2 separate regions of the Mus musculus genome follow, and region 2 is linked to region 1. The links are chromatin loops, found by intact Hi-C in ENCODE. Cell type or tissue: heart. All regions are shown on one strand. Each heading gives the region's core, and the rest is flanking DNA. Links, peaks and the distances in the headings are about the cores only.

Region 1 (13,332 bases), core at 3,279-11,278:
GCCTGCTTCTCCCCTTCTTCTGCCCCCTTGCTCTCACACTCGCTCATTCTCCCCACCTCCCTCTGCTTCTAGTTTTTCTTTTTTCTTTTCCTCCACCAGGATTAGCAAAACAAAAACCCATCCAAGCCAGAAACCCTTAAATCAGACAAACAGGCAGGGATTTTCTGAAGTGCTGGGTTGGCTTCTTTGCCACTTCTGTTTGATGTCTGTCAGTCCATCTATGCAGAAGGATGGAGCAGATCTTCTTTGATGAGGAGGAATGAACATACACCAGAGCCAATGGTAAGTAAAGGACCAGTATCAAAGACCTTTCCCTCGGCGTCAACCACTTTGTGCAAGCACACAAGCGTGTGTGAATGTGGAGGCCTGATGCCTCTTGTGTGAGTCCTTGAGGAACTCCGCTCTGACAGGGTCTCTCACCCAGACCTGGGGCTTGCTAGCTGCTCCCTGGCTGGCCAGTGAGCTCCAGAAATGTGCTTGTCTCTATCCCCTAGCCCTGGGATTACAAGCGTGTTCCATCTTGTCCATCTTTTTATATGGGTTAGATTCAAAGCCAGGTGCTTATGCACATCTTCACACTCTGCCCACCTCACTCGTTTGACCTGTGAGTGACAGGCAGCACAGCTGTCCTCACGCTGGCCGTGGAAGTGATGCTGGAAGTGATGCTGGAAGTGATGCTGGAAAGCTTGCTGCAGTCAGTGTGACCACTGAGGATTATCCAGAGTATTAAGCAACAAGGCAAATATATTTTGGTGGGAAAGTGTGGGAAATTTTTAGAAAGCAAACTGTTATTGAGCCAGGTGCATGCTAGGACTTAGGAGGCGGAAGCAGGAGTTTCGGGGGGTTTAAGATCTTCCTCACAGAAGTCCTTAGGAAGTGTCACCAGCAAGCCTTGCAACATCATTGGCTGCACTGTCATTGGGCCACAGTGAATTTGCAGCAGGTCTTAATTAGAAGGCGGGTGCTTACTACAGCTCACCTCTAGCTCTGGTGGGAGCGGGATGCTTCATCAGGGGTGAACGGAGTTCTTACCAAGTCCGCTCTCCCAGAGGGCACTGCAGGGACTTCACCAGCACAGTGATGAGACCATTCAACTACATACCAAACTAGAAGACTGGGGATGGAGCACAAGCCTTACCTCCACACCAGATAGAAACCAGCCTGGTCTACACAGCAGACTCTAGGCTGGCTTGGGTATGTAGTAAGATCTGTTGCGGGAGGGGGTAGTGCTGGGCTACATTCCCTGGGACCTGTCTCTTCTATATCTGGGTAGAGTGGCTAGCTGAGACAGTGGACATCACGAATATAGCTATGGTAAGTGCCTGGCGGCTTCCCTGGGCTGTGCCTTCATCGTCATCCTGGGTTCTGCGGCTGGGCCGCCCTATCCTTCCTGTTTCCTGGCTCTCTTTCTAGGCTTTGTTTCTTGCTTTGGTAGAGCACACCCCCCCAGTAGCTTCTAGAAAAAGGGTGGCCACTAGGTCAATGTTGGGGGAACTTGCTTATCTGAAAATGCCCTTTAATTCTATTTTATTGGCAGTTGGCTGGGCATATGGTCTAGACTGGAGATAATCTTTCTTGCAAAGTGGCTTCATTGTCTCCTTGCTCAGAGTGGCTGCTGGGCAGCCAGACACTGATCTGCAGGGAGTCTATGTCACGTGTTCTCTTCCCTCTGGAGTGTGTTGAATCAAATCATCCCCATCTTCCAGGGTCCTGAAATCTCACGGCACTGCACCTGAGTTACGTGTGTTTTACTCACTTTTTCTGGGTGCACGGAAGCCTTTTCATCTAAAAATGCACAGACTTCAATTTCTGAATCCCATTTTTAACTGTTTTTATTGGTTTCTTCCTCCCCCCCTTATATCCTAGAATGAAAAATGATTGACTTGGGTGTTGGCCTTCCTGGATTCTGTCTGTTTTCATTCCTCCTCCTCCTTCTCCTCCTCCTCCTCCTCCTCCTTTCCTGTTTTCATTGTTCCTATTATCAACATTATTATTGTTTAGCTTAAAAATTTAGGTCTCTGTGTATTATACATGCATGTGCACATATGTGTACCACTGCATGTACATTACTGTGTAGAAACTAGAGGATGCCATGTTCTGTTACTCTCTGCCTTATTCCTGCAAGATGCAGTCTTTCACTGAACCTGGAGCTAAAACAGCAGCCAGCAAAACGTAGTACACCTCTACATTACACATAAACCATTGTCTACACAGCAATCCTCCTGCCTCTGTCCTCTACCACAGTGGAGATGCAGACCCACATGGTCATGCCCAGTTGTTTTTGTGTGGGTGTTGAGGATTTGAACTTAGGTCTTCATGCTTACACAGCAAGATCTTTTACCCACTGAGCCATCTCCCTAGTCCATCATTTTGTTTTTCTGAGGCCAGGTCTCACAGTGTAGCTCAAACTGTCTGAAAACTGTGATCCTCCCACTTCTGTATTCTGAGTGCTGGGGTTACAGGTGTGTGTTGCAATTCCCTGCACCCCCCACCCCTCCACAAGTCAACAGAAAGGATGCTATATGGAAGAAAGACAGAAACCAATGGGAGTGGGGCCCATGGGCGGGGACTGAAAGGGCAGATGTGAGTCAAGTTCAACATGTGTATATGAAAATGTCACCACGGAACTCATTGCTTTGTATGCTAGCTGGGATTGCTGGTTTTAAATGTTTAAACTGTTATAATTTAGAATCACTTGAGCAGGAAGCCTTGGAGGGATTGTTTTGATTGCCTTAATTGATGCTGGGTGACCACCCCCAAGTGTGGGCCCCATCTTCTGGAAGCAGCCAGATAAGAAGAGGGAAAAGGAGGAGGAGGAGGAGGAGGAGAAGGAGAAGGAGAAGGAGAAGGAGAAGGAGAAGGAGAAGGAGAAGGAGAAGGAGAAGGAGAAGGAGAAGGAGAAGGAGAAGGAGAAGGAGAAGGAGAAGGAGAAGGAGAAGGAGTAGTAGTGTTTTTATCTTTTGGTTCCCGGCTTCCCTCTTGCTGCCAAGTTGATTTCCCCATCCAGGCTGCTGCTGTCTCTGTCAGTGATTCCAAAACCAGTATTCCCAGGCTTCCAACACAGTGTGAAGCCCAGGAACCATGGAGACACCCAGCTTCAAGGACAGAATGACAACTGTGTTCTCAGCCTCTCTGGGGAACGCTGGCTAATGCACTAACTGACAAAATAATAAGAATCAATAAATACAAGGATTTGAATCACAGCAATATTTAGAAATGCCGAGAGAGTGAAACTCAAAGGACAACCGATGTTACATGCAATAGAATGGTTTTGGTAGGTAGCCTAAAGAGACACAGTGTGACCTCAGTGCTTAAAATAACTAGGTATAAAGCCAGGCATGGTGATGCATGCCTGTAACTCAGCACGTGGGGGAGGGGTGGAGGTAGGATAGGAACTCAACTAGAGACCCTGTATCAAAAACAAAACAAACAAAAACAAACAAAAAAGGGCTAAAGAGACTCTATTGGCAAACTGCTTGCCTTCTAGGTGTGAGGATCTAAGTTTGATTCCTAGTATACACACACATGGTTAAATATGTATTAAATTATATGCTTAAATATGTTAATTAAATACACTTTATATTAATATATTAAATATGTGCATTTAGAGCCAGGCATAATGGCACATAACTGTAATTCCAAAACTGGGAAGGCAGAGACAGGAGGATTCCTGGAGCTTGGAAGCCAGCTGATCTTTCACAATTGAACTCCAGATTCTGTGAGAGACTCTGTCTCAAGAAAAAAAAATGTGGAGAATGATTGAGGGAGACATCTAACATCAACCTACGGCCTACACACACACACACACACACACACACACACACACACACACACACACACATGCGGGCACACATGTACAGGCATACACAGACAGACATGTACACACACATATCATATTCACCTTCAAACAAAACAAACTAGATGTATGTTTAGAGAAAACAGGAAAGAAACCCATCAAACAACCCTTGGTGCTTGTCTCAGGGTGCTGGGTGTCTTGTCTGAGCATGCTCTCTGGGGAGGCTGAGATGTGCTCTTCATGCTAAGGGCCGGGAGCTGCTCACGGGCACCTACCAGGTGAATGGTTATATTATGAATGGGTTTGGCCCTCTCTAGACTTTCTGTACATTCTAAAATTTCTATAGCAAATGTATACTTTTATAATCACAAGCAAAAATGTTTAATAAAGAAAACTTGAGAAAAAGAAGGGACACACTACAGAAGTGGGGCCTGCCCTGAATGGACCCCACTCTCCTCCAGGTAGTGAGGGCAGCGACGAGTGATGTGAGCCAACTTCTTCCTCCTAACACTATGCCATCCCAAGTCAGCCAAGGTTTGGGTTTTCAGACCACCCAAGGACCAAAGTCCTGGCACCTGGCCCACCAAGAACTGGTATGGGGAGGTCCTGGGCATTGTGTGTGTGTTCCACTCTGTCTCTGAGCTAGGTACACACCTGCCATCAGATGTTGCTTATGTAGATTTTCAGGGAACTATGGCGCTCCTAATTATACCCTGGAGTGATTCACTGTCAACATGGAGAGGCAGGGGTGAACTGGGGAGTCATGTGGGAAGGGAATGCTTGTGACTTACCGTCACTGCCACCAAGAGATGGTGGCTGTGCACTGGGGAAGGATGCAATTCTGCACCAGCTTCCCCCCTAGTCCCACTGCTCCCCATTATACGTTTTTATGTGATTATAAAAGTGATTATGCCTGTAAGAGGAGCTAGCCCCTCCCTCTCAGTGATTATGTTTAATATAGAAGTTTTAGAGTGTACAGAGAAATCTTAATTTTTTAAATTCGCATTTATTTCTTTATTATGTTGAGAGGTTGAGTGTGCACATGAGTAGAGCTCAGAGGACGACCCACAGGAGCCAGTTCTCTTCCTTCTTCCAAGTGGGTGCCAGGGGGTCCAACACAGGTCGTCAGGTTTGATGGCGAGTGCTTTTACCCAGGAAGCCAGCTCACTTGTGCCCTACACAGGAAAGCCTCTAGAAGCATGTCGCACTTACCCATAATACTTTTCACCCCTTCACCCAGCACCACTGAGCAGCCTCCAGGTCCTACGTACAGAACAGAGACAGGATACCCCATCTCGGCTCTGCAGACATCAGGCACTGGGGCTGGGGATGCAGTGCAGTGGTGGTGTAAGTGTCTGGCATGCACGGGTTTGGGTTGAAGTTCTAGTACTGCAGGGAAAGAGTGAGATTTCGTGCGGGCAGAGGCACCCTAATGACAGAGGGGGATGAAACATGGGCATCTCTGAGGATGTCTTTGTTTTCATTGTAGCAATGGGGGCTGGGGAAGCAGCTTAGTTGGTTGTTTGTCTAACATAAATGAGGTCCTGGGTTTGATCCCCAGCACTGCGTAGTAAACAGGGCGCAATGGTGCATGGCCATAATCCCAGCACTCCGGAGATGGAGGCGTTAAGGGTCAAAAGGTCAAGGGCATCCCTGGCTTCACAGTGAGTTTGAGGCCAGCCTAGCCTACAACTGCCTAGCAATAGCTAGCATCTGAATATTTAGGATTTATTAAACAGCTTCCATGCATAGTCTCCTTTAATCTACACAGCAACCATAGGAGTAGTAGCCATCTTTATTTTGCCGATGAGAAAACGGATGCTTAGGAAGATGAAGGAGGTCACTGAATATCATCCTGAGTCACACTGCCAAAAAAAAAAAAAAAAAAAAAAAAAAGGAAGGCCCTGAATGGCCTTCTCTGCTTTCCCTAGTCCCCTATTGGAACCCGGAGGCTTGCTGCAGCCTCAGCTCAGCTACTAGGAGACCAGCAGCCACTAGGCGGCAGCAGAGGTCTGCGTTGCAGGGCTGCTCTGTCTCCAGCTGACTGCGGGCTCTGGTTGGCTGCGTTGGGTCAAAGCCTGAGCCTCTCTGATGTCCAAGAATAGCAAGGGGCTGTAATTCACGTGGGTGGATGCCTTCCCAGGTTTCGAAAGCCCCTCGCGTCATCTCTGTCATTTCATAATCTCGCTCACAGGGTACTTTTTCCGTCTGCTTCAAACAGGTTTGGCGTGGGCCAGACCCGCAAGCTTCCCTGAGATGGTATGTTAGATGCTGACTGGGGCCTGGAGCCACAGAGATCAGTGAAATAAAAAGAAGACCTATGGCTCGCCCTTGGGGGAGACAGATACCTAAACCAACAGCCAAGGTACAGTGTTAGAAAGTCCAACGACAGACTGTTGAGATTTCATGACCGCACAACGTTGGGGAAAGAAGAGTGGGATTATGAGCTACAGGCTGGCTCCGAAGTGCCCCCAGGTCCCGTGTCTATTTGTGGATGTCCTTGTTATACTTGATCTGAGTACCAAAGTTGAGCTTCAATGGGTGTTCTCTTTAAAATGGGCCATGGCAGAGAAAGAGGCCCATGCTAAAAGCTGTTGGGTAAGGAGCCCCAGGTTGAAGAGCAGCAGGTAGCACGAGTGGGTGAAGCATCTAGAGATGGGGCTGGGGATATGACTTAGTGGTAGAGTGTTGCCTGCCTGCGTGGCTGAAGCCCTGGGTTTGTTCTTTAGCACCCCATAAACTAGGCATGGTGATGCTCACTTGCAATCCCAGCATGCAAGAGGATCAACAGAAGAGTTCAAGGCTATCCTCAGCTATGTCGATAGATAAGGAGGGTACATAAGCTACACGAGACCCTGTCTAAAATGGAACAAAACAACAAACAAGGGCCAGGAACACAGGGATAGGTAAAGGGATTTCCAGGCAAGCTTAAAGACTGAACTTTGAATTCTCAACACATGTTTAAATACTGCTGGGCATGGTGGCCTTCCTGTAACTGCAAGGCTCAGGAGATGGACACAGAGGATTCCTGGGGTAACCTGGCTAGCTGAACCGGCAAGTTCTGGGGTCAGGTGAGACCCTGACTCAGTATAAAAGGTAGGAAGTGATTGTGAAAGACAACTCAACGTCAACGACATACATACACACAAGCTTTACACACACACACACACACACACACACACACACACACACACACAAATCTGGGACAGCTGCGGCAGGCATCCAGCAGGAGATGCAAGACAAGGCAGTGGTGAGGATTACACATCCAGTGTCCAGGTCAGCCTTGCTTGCATTCTTTGCTGCAGAGCCGATCCAGTCCTTCTCCAGCAAGGATATCAGAAGTGTGCCCCTGCCTGGGTCCTTTCCCCAGCCCAGGGACTGAGGCTCTGACACTTTCCCCAGCCAGGACTGCCCTAGCTGGATTCCTGGTCTCCTCTCAATTCCCTATTCTATCTCCCCACATGAAGTCTGGAACAGCCTTGGCTAGATGAGGCAACTCCTCCACACCTGCCCTCCTCGGTCTTGGCTGAAACCCCGTGTGGTCTGTGAAGCTCTGGGCATGCCCAGGACTGGCCCAGAAGGGGACAGAGTGTGGGGATGGAGGCATCACTGGAGATGCTGCCATGTCTCCGCCTGCTCACTGTAGCCCAGCAACCTTTGGGACTGCCCACTTCTCGGGCATCATTAACAGGTGTGCCCCAGAACCAGACGGTTGCCAGTGTCACATGTGTGGGTCACCTCTGCTATGCCAATAGTTAATTTTAGCACCAGCCACTTCTCTTTGGGCATGCTAGTCCAAGAGGGTGATGTTAGGCGTCTACCCTCAAAGTTCATCCTGAGGCAACCAAGCGCAAGGGAGAGAGGCGGGGCTGGCCCTGGGCTCACGTGCTACAGCCACACCTCAAGCAGAGCACTTTACAAACCTTTTAGTTTTTTCCTTTTCTTCCTCTTTTCCATCCTCTTTCCCCCCTTTTTCATCCCCCTACCTCTTAATAAATATTTTTATTTTATTTTTAATTGTGTTTGTGTTCGGGTGTGTATGTAGGTATATGCACATGAAATGTAGATACCTGCAGAGAGCAGAGGTATTGGTCAGACACACTGGAGCTGAACTTATAGGCTGTGTGAGGAGTCTAACATGAATTCTGAAGTCAGACTCAGGTTCTCTTGGGGGAAGAGTTACACACTCTTAACTGCTGAGCCAGCTCTCCAGTCCACCCTTTACCCCTAACCCCCACTTTTTTGTGGGGCTCGGTGGTGTGGGAGGGTGAGACAAGAGTCTCACTCTGCAGTCTTGGCCAACCTGGAACTCACTACATAGTCCAGGCTGGCCTCCAATTCTTACAGATCTGCCTGCCTCTACCTCCCCAGTACTGAGACTAAAGGTGTAGTCTCACCACCACACCCAGCTCACATCCCTTGTGTTCCTGGGGTCTGGAGAGCATCTCACAGATTAACAGCACACACTTGCTGCTTTTGCAAAGGACCAGGTTTGATTTCCAGCTCCCACAAGGTTGCTCAAAGCCTCTGGGCTCCAGGTCCACACAGGATGCTTATATATACTTGCAAGCAAACCATTGGTGCATGAAAATTAAAAATAAATAATTTTTAAAAAGCCAATCTTCACTGGGCGTGGTGGCACACACCTTTAATCCCAGCACTCGGGACGCAGAGGCAGGCAGATTTCTGAGTTCGAGGCCAGCCTGGTGTACAAAGTGAGTTCCAGGACAGCTAGGGAAACAGAGAAACCCTGTCTCGAAAAATCAAAAAAACAAGAAAACAAACAAACAAAAAAGTCAATCTTCATTTGGAATTCTGCTTTTTAGCGTGTCCTTGCAAGTTTTAGCAAACAAACAAACAAACAAACAAACACAAAAACCAAAACCAAAACCAAAACCAGCAAAAACCCAAGCCTACTATCTTAAATGACTTTCAGTTCCATTTAAAATACGTTAGATCACTGTTTTATTTTCACACTTTGGAGACGGTGTCAATTGCAGGGATTGTGGATGCAGCCTTTTGATGCACTGCTTGGCTAACACGCATGAAGTTCTGGGATAGCTCTCTAGTACTCATAAACCAACCATGCTGGTACACACCTATAGTCTTAGAACTCAGAGGGTAAATGCAAGAGACATAAAAACTTAAGACCATCCTTGGGTATGTAACAGATCTGAGGCTGGCAGGGGCTGGAGAAATGACTCAACAATGAAAGCAATCGCTGTTCTTCCACAGAACCCGAGATCATTTCCCCAAACCTGGAGTGGGCATCTCGTAACTACCAGTAAATCTAGCTCCAGGGCATCTGATGTCATCTTCCATGGGGCCTGTATGTGGGGCACACACATGCATGCATGCAAACACACACACACACACACACACACACACACACACACACACACGGCATCAGCTGCAAGAAGCACCCTGGCTACAATAATATTTAACTGTTCTGGAGAAACAAGAAATGCAAATCAGGGGGCTGGTGAGATGGCTCAGTGGGTAAGGGCACCCGACTGCTCTTCCGAAGGTCCGAAGTTCAAATCCCAGCAACCACATGGTGGCTCACAACCACCCGTAATGAGATCTGATGCCGTCTTCTGGTGTATCTGAAGACAACTACAGTGTACTTACATATAATAAATAAATAAATCTTAAAAAAAAGAAATGCAAATCATTGAAAAACTGCATCATCTCAATGCATTCAGATTTTTTTTTAAATGGTGAAATATGAAAATAAAAGATATGTAACTTAGAAGGAGGAAAATTCTTTTTTTTTAATTTTAAATTATGTGTGTGTGTGTATGACATATGAGTGCACAAGCTCTCAGAGGCCAGAGATGTCATCACCCTGGAGCTTGTGTTATAGGTGGTGGTGAACCTGATGTGGGTGCTGAGAATCAACCTTGGGTCCTCCGGAGAAACACAAAGTTCTCTTAACTGCTGAGCCATCTCTCTAGTCCGACTGAGGAGAACCCTCGTGGGTAATTTTCATCCTCTGAATGCCTTTGGGATAAATAACTGCAGTCCCAGAAAAAGTGTGTGTGACTCTTGGCCTTGGCTTTGTGCTCCCCTCATGCAGGCTGGGGTCCTGCTTGTTAGGAGTTATTTCTGGGTTTTTCCCACCTGAAACCCTTTTCTGGTCGCCTAAAATGTTCAGGGGCTCTGTTCTAGTCGGTGGGAACACTCTAGTGAAACAGGGCCATCTGAGGTACATGTGAAGGTTTGAATACCTGGGGTAAGAACTTGCTCCAGACACGGGGTTGCTGTCACCGCTGTGAGATCAGACGCTTGCTAGTATTTCCTCATGGAAGGAGTCAAAGGTCATCAGACTCTCACCTGAGACCCACTACTCACATCCTCCTGCACCCAACCCCCAGCCCAGCTGCACACGGTGATGCTACGGTATAGAGGAGGGACATAGCGGGATTGGTGATGCGGCTGACTTTGGAATTGTTCATACTGCTGTAAGCAATCTCTCACTGTGCTCCTGTAAGCACAATTAACGCACTGTTTCCCAAGGTTGGAATTTTCTTTTATTCTTTACAACATTTGTTTATATGTGTATGTGCGTGCTTGTCCATGTGTGTGTATATGTGGGAGAAAGGCCTATTTTCATGACACTCTTTCCAGGTCAAAGGACCATTTTCAGGACTCAGGTCGTGTCTTCCACACAGTGGGTTCTGGGGATTGAACTCCGGTCATCAGGCTTGGCAGCAAGCACCTTGATTTACACACTGAGCCACCTCCCTGGCCCAGAACTGCTTCTTTGCTCTCTCACTGATGCCCTATTTGGAGTAATTGGACATGAGTTCATGTCTCCTCAAGAAAAGTTAGGCAACAGAACTCTTTTGTTTTTTAAAGTAATTAATTTATTTTATGTGCACTGGTGTTTTGTTCGCACGTGTGTCTATATGAGGGTGTCAGGTGTTAGAGCTGCCAGTTGTAAGCTGCCATGTCGCTGCTGGGTATTGAACCCAAGTCCTCTGGAAGTACAGCCGGTGCTCAGCTGCGGAGCCACCTCCCCAGTGCCACCAGAACTCTTCAGAACAGCCTCATGGCACACCACACGTGCTCATTCAATCCTTGGCACGGGCTGCTTCACCTTCGCTTACAGGTGATGATTTTACAGAACTCCTCCAGGCCGTTTTTGCCAACACTGGTTTTCTGGAACTGGGCATAATGTGACCCTAGCTCACTGCTGTGCTATATTTTCTTGTTAATCACTTTGTCACCTGTCACCTCTCTCTCTCTCTCTCTCTTTTAAAAACAACCACACATTTTATTGTCACAGATCTTCTCAGGAACCAAAGGATAAAAATGGGTCCCCTTGGTCTTGCTCTCTACCCTGGCTTCCTAGGGACAGAAACTATTCAGATATTTTTGGTTCCACAAGAACAATTTGATTTTTAATACTTTTATATTTCTGCTCTCCCTCTATAACTAAGATCAACTTCAAATGACTCCATGACCTTGTGAGATGTTCTAATGGATGGAAAGTTGTAGAGAGATTATTATAAATAAACATCTTTTAAAAAATATTTATTTTTGAGATGGAATCTCTTGTAGCACAGGCTGATCTTGAATGAGCTATGTAGCCAAGGATGACCTAAAGTTCTGATTCTCCTTCATCTAACTCCCAAGTGTTACCTAGTTTTATGCTTGACTTGGGACCTAAAACCTAAGGATCAATGCTGAGTAGAGCTCTACTAAGGAGCTACATCCCTTGCCAAATAAAGGCCTATTTCAATGCATTCCAACGTCCCAAATGTATCCTCAGCAAGGACAAACACGTCACCAGGGTGATATACTCATACCTGTCTGTAACCCCTAAGGACAGGCCCTGGTGGTCACATGTCTAAAGAGGACAAGCCGTTCCTGGGCTCTGTCTGACCACCTCGGTTGCCCTTGAGCCCCTGCTGGCTGGCGGGGTTGAGAGACAGGTGGCTATGAGGCCATCTGCTAACTCAGCAGTGGGCATGCCATGCCTGTGTGTGGAGCTGCTGGGGGCTTTAATGAATCTGTTCGTGAGGAGAGAGGCAGAGCATGAGGCCAGTGACAGGGAGATCTGAGTTGGCTTCTTGAAGGCTAACTGGAATTTACCAGGTGGACAGAGGACATTCATGATACCGTAAAACTTAAAGACACAGAAGCCATAGTATATAGCAGACAGTGTGGGGAAAGAGAGAAAGACAGAGAGACAGACATGGGGGTAGGGAAGGGAAGCAACTTCTCCCATGCTTCTCTTTCACCCCATAAGTACCACCCCACCCTTCAGTGAACTCCTGCCTTAAGCTTCTTCTATGAGAAAAGTTATCTTTGAATCTGTTCATCCCAAACCGGTCCCAGGCTTGGCTTCCAGAGGGACAGTCACTCGATCCAGCCCAAGACTGGCAAGGGCCACCGCGCAGGGAGCAGCTGTGAGGGTGGTGTTGACTCCAGATGGAAAGCCTTTGGAGAATTCTGAGGTGACATCACAGCACCTGACACTGCACAGGCTGTGCCGTGCTTCCCAGCAGTCGCCTGAAGCCACCCCTCCCCCTCCTTAAGCCAGCCCAGATCAAGGGCCTTGGCTTGCTGAGGTGGGGGCTGGGTGGGAATAGTATCTACAATCAAGGGGTGGTCGCAATAGAGGCCTTCTAGGCACCCAGACTGGCTCTGAGGACAAGCTGGATGTGAACAAGTGTCCTTCATCTGTTCCCAAGGACCGGAGCCCAGCCTGTCATCGATGCTGCTAGCTGGAAGAGAGACTCTGTATGGCTGCTCGGTGTTCTCCAACTCAGCCCAGAGTCTTGTCATCTCTCCTCTCTCAGCCAGGCCTCCGTTTCCAAAGGGCTGCTGCCACTCTGCCATGTGGCTTTCTGCACTTCAACCCCAGGCCTGCTAAGCCCTGTTGAGCCAGGTGAAGAGCTGGGGCCGCCCCAAACCTAGGCCGGAGGATGAAAGGGGAACCCCATCACAGCTGACATGGTCCCCCTGGACTCCAGCCCAGGGCTTGGCTTCAAGGCACCATCTGTCACTGTGAGAGCTGATCAGGGACAGAAGGCTGGCAGAGAGGGGGGGTGGTGGTTAGGAGGGCAAGTCATGGTGGCCTGCACTGTGGTTTGTGGGATGACCCTCTTTGCCTATCTCCTGCCACCTGGGCACCTTGGAACTGAAGGATAATAGCAGTGGTCAGCTTCCAGCTCAGGCTGGTGTCAGCTGCCCAGATATTTAAGAGAGTTCTCTTCTGAGGAAGCCAGAGGACACAGCCAGATGGTCTTCAGCCGAGGGTAGCAGCCAGTTCCAGGCATCTCCACAGTCACCACAGAGCCATAGGCATGGTTGGGCACTGGCATCAGCCACAGGACAGGCTGCCTTGGGTTAGCACTTTGGCTGGCTCTCTGTTCCCTCCCAGGGAAGAGGGCACCGTCAGGGCACATAGCTGAATCTGGTCTGGGACTCCTGTAGGTGGAGACACATCTCTGGCAGGGCAGAGTCCTTGGGACAGGGACATGTGCATACAGGCTGGAGAGCAGAAGGCCTACCTGTGTCCTCAG
Region 2 (8,000 bases), core at 1-8,000, 330 kb after region 1:
TTCTCTCTCTCCTTAGTTCCAGTGAAGCTGCTTCTGATCTGAGAACCATCCTCTGATTAGCCCTGCTCAGAGGCAGCAAGTTGGAACCAGACAGGAACTAGGAAGTTATGAACAAACCCATGTTCTTACTTACAACTTTTGTCCCCTGAGGCTTCGGAGCCCCTGTGGCTGGTGTCAGGAGCTGTTTGGCCACAGCTTCCCGCTGCGCAGCATCCACTGAGCTCAGGGCTGTGCGACTGCCATCCTCGTTGATGACCATGGAGGCTCCTGGGTGCACATTGGGTCCATTGATGACTGCCTGTCTCAGTTCCTGCACGTTCCAGGGGGTAACTGGCTGAGGGTAAGTCAGTTTTGTGGCAAATACCTAGAAAGAAGGATGGCATGTTAAAATTCAGAATGGGCAGACAAAGGTTACAGGAATACAAAAGCTAACAAAATGAGCTGCCTGGTTTCTTCCCAAACTGTGGAGAGCTGTCTTGCTTAGCCAAGGCCTTTCTACAGGCAGAGCAACATGTCTCCTTTGCTGAACTATTTTGCTAGGCTTGCTCTCTTAAGGGAACAGACAGGGCAACTTACAGATTAGTTCTCTTAAATGTACACCCACCAAAACGTCACCCTTTCCTGTCCGCCAATAAAGTCTGTGTTGCCAAAGGGGTAGTACGGGGCACTTGCTTGAAAGCGACCACACCCCTCCCCATCCCAGCAGGTGTCACTAACTGCTTAGTGACCTCCACTGAGCCCAGGCATGGCATCAGAGAGTGGCGCTGAAGAGGAAATGGATTTGCAATTCTGACCCCTGAGAACGTGAAGTGTTCTTCTGTCAACACTAGGCCTGAAACTTGCTCTAAAGCAAGTGAGTTCTCTCCAGCGAAGTAAGTTTCCGAGTCACAGATGTTCACTTACTTGCTCCTTCAACACACACACAGACTCCAGAGCCCAGGATGTGAAAGCTCCAGGTCTGTATGTGGGAGCAGTGTAGAGCCCCGCCTCCTTCACTTCGAGCTAATGGGCTTGTTTACTGTTTGCCCATCACTCGGCCCACAGCTTTAGGAGGCAGTGCTCCGGTGTGTGGAACCCTGCCAGGTTAGCTTAGTCTCATTTTCTCTCACCTTCTTGTTCCCATAACCCCTCTGGTGCACTGTGGGGGAGGGGAGCAGGGTTAGCACTGTTCTTCCTGGTCACCCTGTATTAACCTCAGGCCTACATGGCTCTGAGATTTTGGGTTAAGGTGGGGGTCAATAAGGTGGAGAGCATTAGAGTCTCTCCTCAGGATACAAGCTATTAGCAAATAAACCCAGATCTTAAAAAGAAAAGATCAGAATGCTATGGAGGTACAAGGCAAAGCTGGGGACACTCCAGGCACTGAGGTCAGAGCCTGGATGGCTTCTACCTTCTGCCTACCAGGCCTTTCCTCCCAGAGATTCAAACTTAAGGATATTATGACTGGCTTTCCTTGGTATATATTTCAGCTTTTGGATGCGAAGACCTCTGGTTCCCGGGAGGCAATGAACCCAGGAACTGTGCTCTCTGCCTGTTCTTGACACATCAGGCCCAGGAAGCCAAACTGTGCCCAAGACTCAGAACACTTTAGCTCTGCTTATTACCAGCTGCCCCAAGAGAGGCAGGGTGGCGTGTAAGGAAATGAAACTCTGCACAGAGGGAATTAAACCGTCCTCGAATTATTGACCTCGAGGCCCATTAAGGAGGAAGTCGGCTAGAGAGTGCTGCTAATGAGCACCAAGGCTTTAACTGGCGGGGAAGTGAGAAAAGGAAGCTGGCTCGCCAAGGAGCGCTAATGGGTGACCAGGCAAGCCACTCACCCCTGGAACTGGGAGAGACAGATGATACACACTCGCTGTCCTTCTGAGGGCTCTCTCCCATCTCCACTGCCAGACACTCAAGTCGGACTGACATCCCTGCCCTCCTCTTCTCCCGTCATGGACTCAGTTGGACAAGAAAGGTTTAAAGACTAGGTTAAGGTGCTCTGGGGCAAAAGTCTTCTAGGATGGCAAAACCATTTTGTACCTCAAGTTCCTTCCACATGTGAAGCAGTGGAAGCTGTCCCCATTGGAGCCATGTTGATCTACCATCAACTCTGTCCCCAGCCCTTGATGGCACACCTATCTCCCAGCCACCAGTAGCAAAATGAGGCCTGCCCACAAACACGTACCATGGGGATTCCGATCTCATTGGTGTTGATGTACATGTCTGGGCAGATGACCGAGCGGGCTGCGTAGTCAACTCGCTTTCCCATCATGTGCTTCCGGAACAGGCCTTCCTTCTTCTCTAGGATCTACACAGAGCAAAAAAGTGCCAGAATATTAAATAGTTCAGTCATGTCTACTGTCTTCTTGCTTCTGAAACAGTGAGTATAATGTGCACTTATTTCTACACATGCAGACGCGAGCCGGGGATGCAGACCAGTTGTTAGCTGCTGACCCTCACCAACATGTGATCGGAATCCAATTCACTGCTCACCTGTCTTATGCCAGGGTACTTTTCCAACATCAATTTGTCCATCTCACTGTCAAACACAATATTGACGTGGCTCTGAAGGCGAATCCAAATGTTGTAAAGTTTATCTGTGAGAGACGGGCCTGGAAGCAAACCCAGGAAGGATCGGTCGATAGCCACTGAGGAGTCATTTTCCTGGGAAGATAAAGGCAGGAAAATAGGAGTGATTGAAAAAACACTTGGTTACTCAACCTAGCCCTTAATGAGAAACAAAAAGGGGAGCAGGAAGGGGGCTGGAGAGATGGTTCAGAGGTTAACAGCACTGACTGCTCTTCCAGAGGTCCTGAGTTCAAATCCCAGCAATCACATGGTGACTCATCTGTAATGGGATCCAATGCCCTCTTATGGTGTGACTGGAGACAGCTACACCATATTCATATAAATTAAATCTTTATATTAAAAAAAGAAAAGAAGCCCTGGAAGCTGACAGATGGTACTGTACTTGTTAGTGTGTATCAGTAGTACACATCAGCTCCAGCCCCTCTATGAATGTATCAGCTTGTCTCTTTTAGTTATAAAATGAACTCAAAATTCATCAGCACAGCAGCATTGCATATATCTATAATTATCAGCCACTTGAGAAGTAGAGGTAGGAGAGCAAAATCTGGTCTCAAAATCAAAACTACACTAAGATTTAAAAAATAACGTAAGCAGGTTCTATCTTAAGCTTCTTAATGTCTAGTCCACCCAAACCAAGGGGGTCTTAGCAGCCCTTCCCGTGGGCACTCTGTTGCTGAGGGTCCCACCAGACAACAGTTTCATATGGAACTGCTACTTCAGTTACAGGGTTAGGAAAACATTAGTGAATTCATAAAAGTGCGGTGGAGGGCTTGCCTAGCTTGCTGGAAGCCCTGGCTCCATCTCCAGCAGCACAGAAACTGGCAGCGATGGGGCACACAGTAAGCCCAGCACTTGGAAGGTGGCAGCAGGGCATCAGAAGTTTAAGGGCAGCCCTGGCTATATGGTAACTTAAAGGCCAGCATGGGCTACATACATGAGACCCTGTCTCCAAATAATAATAATAATAATAATAATAATAATAATAATAACAATAACAATAATAATAATAACAGCCACCACCACCAAATAACATTACTATTATTTTAATGCAGGTAGAATAATTTCTTAAGAAAAATGTTTGCCATATAATACTGTATGTCACCAGTTATAATGTGAGTCCCCAAGTGGGTTAGACTAAGCTAACTGGCTCATCCTCAAGCTTAAATATTTATCTAATCATGTAAAAATATTTCTATCCCTAATCCTGACTCTTCTTCTTACCTACCCAGGGAAGAGAAACACAGAGGTCCTTAGAGCACCACCTACTGGCCCCATCTGGCTACAAACAGTGTGTGAAGGCAGATGACAATGCCACAGTGATAATCTGGGTTTGTCCCCATTACCAGGGAATAAAGGAGTCATCTTGGAGGGTACATATAGTTCTGCAGACAACATTACAGTCCTTTCACCACCTGCATGATGGCAGAGGCCTGTCTAGTCAAACTCACTGCTTATAGTCACATGATTGCTGTTGAAATGAACAAGACCTTGTCCCCTGGCTTCTGGTATGTCCCTAGTCCCTAGGGGACAGCTCCTGAGAGATCAGTGCCATGGGAATACAATGATGAACACAAATAGGAAAAAAACAAGAATATGTCTAATTAATTAAAGGGAAATTAGCCGAGGGATCAAGACAGTATTGTTTGTTTTTTTTTTTTCCCCCTAGAGATAGAGCCCTGTTACTATTGACAAAAGCTAGTCTCTACTCTTAAGGGTCACTAAAATAAAATTCTCATTCCTACTCATTGGATTTGATTATCCTATGGTCTTCAGTCTTCCACACTGGACCAGGACCTGCAGATGGCAACTCTTTCTTATGCTGTTAAAAGCACATCCACACTGACTCATCAGTAAAGTTCAGTAGAACCAGACAAAGGGTCAAGAAGTCATCCAAAGCTATGTGCCCAGGAGACAATGGTGTCACCCTGGGACAACCCTGGCTTATAGCAGCACTGTCTGAGCAAATGACATGGAATATGAGAGGTCTGTCTCTCCAAAGCTAGAAAAAGCCATTCTATTTACATCCTGACCACAGTTCAGGGATGGAGTGACCTTGGCAAGTCACTTTGAATACCCAATTTAGCTTTAATTTACAGAGTTTGATGTAAGACCTGGAAAGGGCTAGGTAACTGTCAGTGGGGATGGTCTTATTCTAGAAAATCCCATTCTACATCGTCTTCCTGGCTCCATTGCTAAAGACCTTTCTGAGCCAACACACACATCCTTAGAGCCGGAGGGAAGATGACTACTGAGACCTCCAAGAACAGCCTGGGTGTGAAACCTCACCATAAATGTCATACACTGTATAGTGAAGATGCGTCCAAGAAATCAAAGTGACTAAAACCACTGGCATGATCTTTGGATATTGAACCCAAACAATACCTACATTTATCTATAATCAGGCCTGCACTTGTCCTAACAAGTCACACTGCCAACCAGGGGTGCTGCCCACTGCAGGTAGCATCTTGCAGCAGCCACAACATCTGTGTCCACACAGTTAGAACCAAGTGTGTAGTTCTTACCAAACCTGTCCTTAACCAAGACATTGTATCAACACCGAGGCAGCTCTGACCTTGTCTATGGTGAGTTCTGTCATCTCACAGGGCAGTTTCTGTTCTTGGGCCATCAACGCCAGAAGTTTCCGGATCAAAACTGCATCCTTCATGACAGCTTGCAAGTTTACTGTCTGGCCATTAGTGAACATCTGGTCACCCAGGCGATTGACGGGACGGTACCTACAGGGTGGCATACAGGCTTCATGAATGTTTTTCAGCCTCCTAACTATTTACTGAAAGAAGCACAGCTCAGTCCACTAGAAACAACCACCTATGTCTAGGACAACCAAATGACAGAGAATGCTCAGGCCACTACCTGCAACCTTGGTTTGACAGCTGTTTGATTTCTCAGTGGCCCAACCCTTCCAGGCCCTCCTACGTGACCCTGCTCAATTCCTCAGCCCACCCTTTTCATGCAGAGTAAGTTAAAAGGAGTTACCTGGATGGCGGTACGACTATGAAGTCTAGAAAGAACATACTGGGGTTGAAACTGGACTCTGGGCCAATATCATCCAATCCCGAAAAAAGATAATTCAGAAAGAATCCTGTGTTGAAATAAAGTAACCAACAAGACCATTTAAGCCATTTATGCATAAAAACATAAAAATGTTACTAAGAAAAAAAAAACAAATCAAAACAGGATATGGGATGCTATGCAGAATAAGAAAATACTTCTTATAAAAACAAACAAAGTCAGCCTGGGCATAGGACAGCTTGTATGCAGTAAGATAAGATGAAGATGCTGAGGGCCAACGGTACTTCAGTAAGGAAATGAGCTATGAAGAAACAGGAAGCTTAAGTCACCCTCCCTCCTAGGTGTGGAATCTTACATACATAACAAAATGTTTGCAAGCAGGGGCGTGGTGGCACAGCCTGTAATCCCAGCAGAGGCAGAGGCAGGCGGATTTCTGAGTTCAAGGCCAGACTGGTCTATAAACTGAGTTCCAGGACAGCCAGGGCTACACAGAGAAACCCTGTCTCGAAAAACAAAAAACAAACAAAAAAAATGTTTGCTATTTTGGACTCTGAACAAAATTAATCAAAATAAAAAAAAAAAATCAAGTCAAATAAAGTTTAGTCTCTTAAAAACAAAAGATAATGGAACATCCTTTCTCTATAGGTATGTGAAGAGGGCTCTTCTGCAAACTGGATCAGAGACGTAAGTAAGCTGACCTAAAACTGCTTGGAGAAAATGAACCAAGCCTGAGTAAAGCCTGCCACAGAAAGCACTTAACGAATGCGGTACTTTTCCACTCTTGTAATCCTGGCGATACCATGGTTGTCTATGAGCTTCCTGTGCAGAGACCAATCAGTGCCCAGAGCACTTCCTGTGCAGAGACCAATCAGTGCCCAGAACACTTCCTGTGCAGAGACCAATCAGTGCCCAGAACACTTCCTGTGCAGAGACCAATCAGTGCCCAGAACACTTCCTGTGCAGAGACCAATCAGTGCCCAGAACACTTCCTGTGCAGAGACCAATCAGTGCCCAGAGCACTTCCTTTGCAGAGACCATCGTTAGTGCCCTGACACCATCTTGGAAGATGGCTGAGGACTTCGAGGTCTCTGCACTGGCCATCTTATGTATTCAGAAAGGGGAAGATTTCCCTTTTTGCAGGGAACTGAAACATACAAAAGTTCACTCTGATTCACAGAAGGAATCTGCATAGAATGAATGTTTACAAGATCTTTTTTTTGGGGGGGGGGGTTTCAAGATGGTCTCACTAAGTAGCTTTGGCTTTCTTGGAACTCACTATATAGACCATGCCTTGAACTCAAGAGATCCACCTACCTCTGCCTCCCAAGTGCTGAGACTAAAGGTGTGTGCCACCTGCCCAGCTAAAACATCCCTTTTAGTGGACATCTGAAAAAGATGAGTGACAATAAGCCTTCCAGAATGCAGTAGTGCAGCAGTGACTGGGCTCGGCTGCACCAAGTTCTTGGTAGGGGGTGTGACCTACCTTGCTTCTTAATGGCTCTAAGTCAATGTGCCCTGAAGCTTGCCCCAGACCAGTGGAGAAATTACAGGTGGGAGCTACATTAATTAGAACTTCAGTTAAGGTAGTAAGAGGGTGGACTAATAAAATGATCCAGGAAATCAAATCCACAGACAGACAGACAATTTCTCTAGTACCTTCATTCTTCCAAATGGCGAAAAGGTGTTCTTGGGCGCTGCTTGGGGTCAGGTACCCTCGTTTCCCCATCTGAGCCTTGTCAATTCCTGGAGCTTCCGGCACTCCTTCTGTAGTGAGATAGACCCATATTCCCCCCATTCTTTCAACAACCGTAAACATCATTCTACAGAGAAGCAGCTCCTCAGCCCGGATCTCCACCCACACTCTGATTTCGGGAGTAACGAACACAAGACACTATTATATAAAACCAGAGTGGAAGAATACACCAGGGCATTCCCACTCGCTCATATTACTAACATAACTATTTTCACTTTTAAACTTTCTTTTCTAGTGCTTTGGTTCATGTAAATACCGTACATGACATTGAGACTGTGCCAGGTTGGTGGCACAGGCCTGTCACCCCAGGACTTAGGAGGACGAGGCGGAGGATCATTAGTTCTAGGACAATGTGGGCTACAGTGAGGTATTACTTCAAAAAACCCGAAAATCTTGCATGGATTTATTTTCATCAAAATTCTGTTCATTTGGTGCTATAAGAGGGACACATAGACAATTGCTATATAGCTTTCATCTAAACACTTTTTTGCTTGTTACTGAGACAACCTTAAGTAGCCCAGGTTAGCCTTGAAGTCCTGATCCTCCTGTCTCCACCTCTCAAGTGCTGGGCTTAGTCTATGCAACCATGCCCAGCTCCAATCATCATTTCTATGGCTGCACGATACTCTACTGAGGAGATTTC

What was found. Hi-C counts contacts between places; a loop is a spot of excess contacts. Peaks named below come from ENCODE experiments on the same cell type or tissue, not always from the same donor. Only the 100,000 strongest peaks of a DNase experiment are listed, where the experiment ranks them.
Region 2: a loop joins it to region 1, with 2.1 times the contacts of the local background. A loop is called at or near these places in 9 of 42 quality-filtered maps.

What each region holds. Positions count from the first base shown.
Region 1 is chr6:72,253,886-72,267,217 of GRCm38, reverse strand. Gm30782 (a long non-coding RNA gene) reads left to right here and starts at 12,290. Exons shown (of 3, transcript XR_377760.3): 1 at 12,290-12,695. In heart, for the core only: no CTCF peak of the experiment used is centred there; DNase peaks (open chromatin) are centred at 5,847 and 7,537; H3K4me3 peaks cover 605 bases; H3K27ac peaks cover 2,851 bases.
Region 2 is chr6:71,923,958-71,931,957 of GRCm38, reverse strand. Polr1a (polymerase (RNA) I polypeptide A) reads right to left here. Exons shown (of 34, transcript NM_009088.3): 7 at 7,261-7,368; 8 at 5,569-5,674; 9 at 5,147-5,309; 10 at 2,479-2,649; 11 at 2,171-2,293; 12 at 134-364. Among named protein-coding and RNA genes, the nearest start is that of Polr1a, 19 kb to the right of the region's middle. In heart, for the core only: a CTCF peak has its summit at 3,829 (motif pointing left); a DNase peak (open chromatin) is centred at 1,737.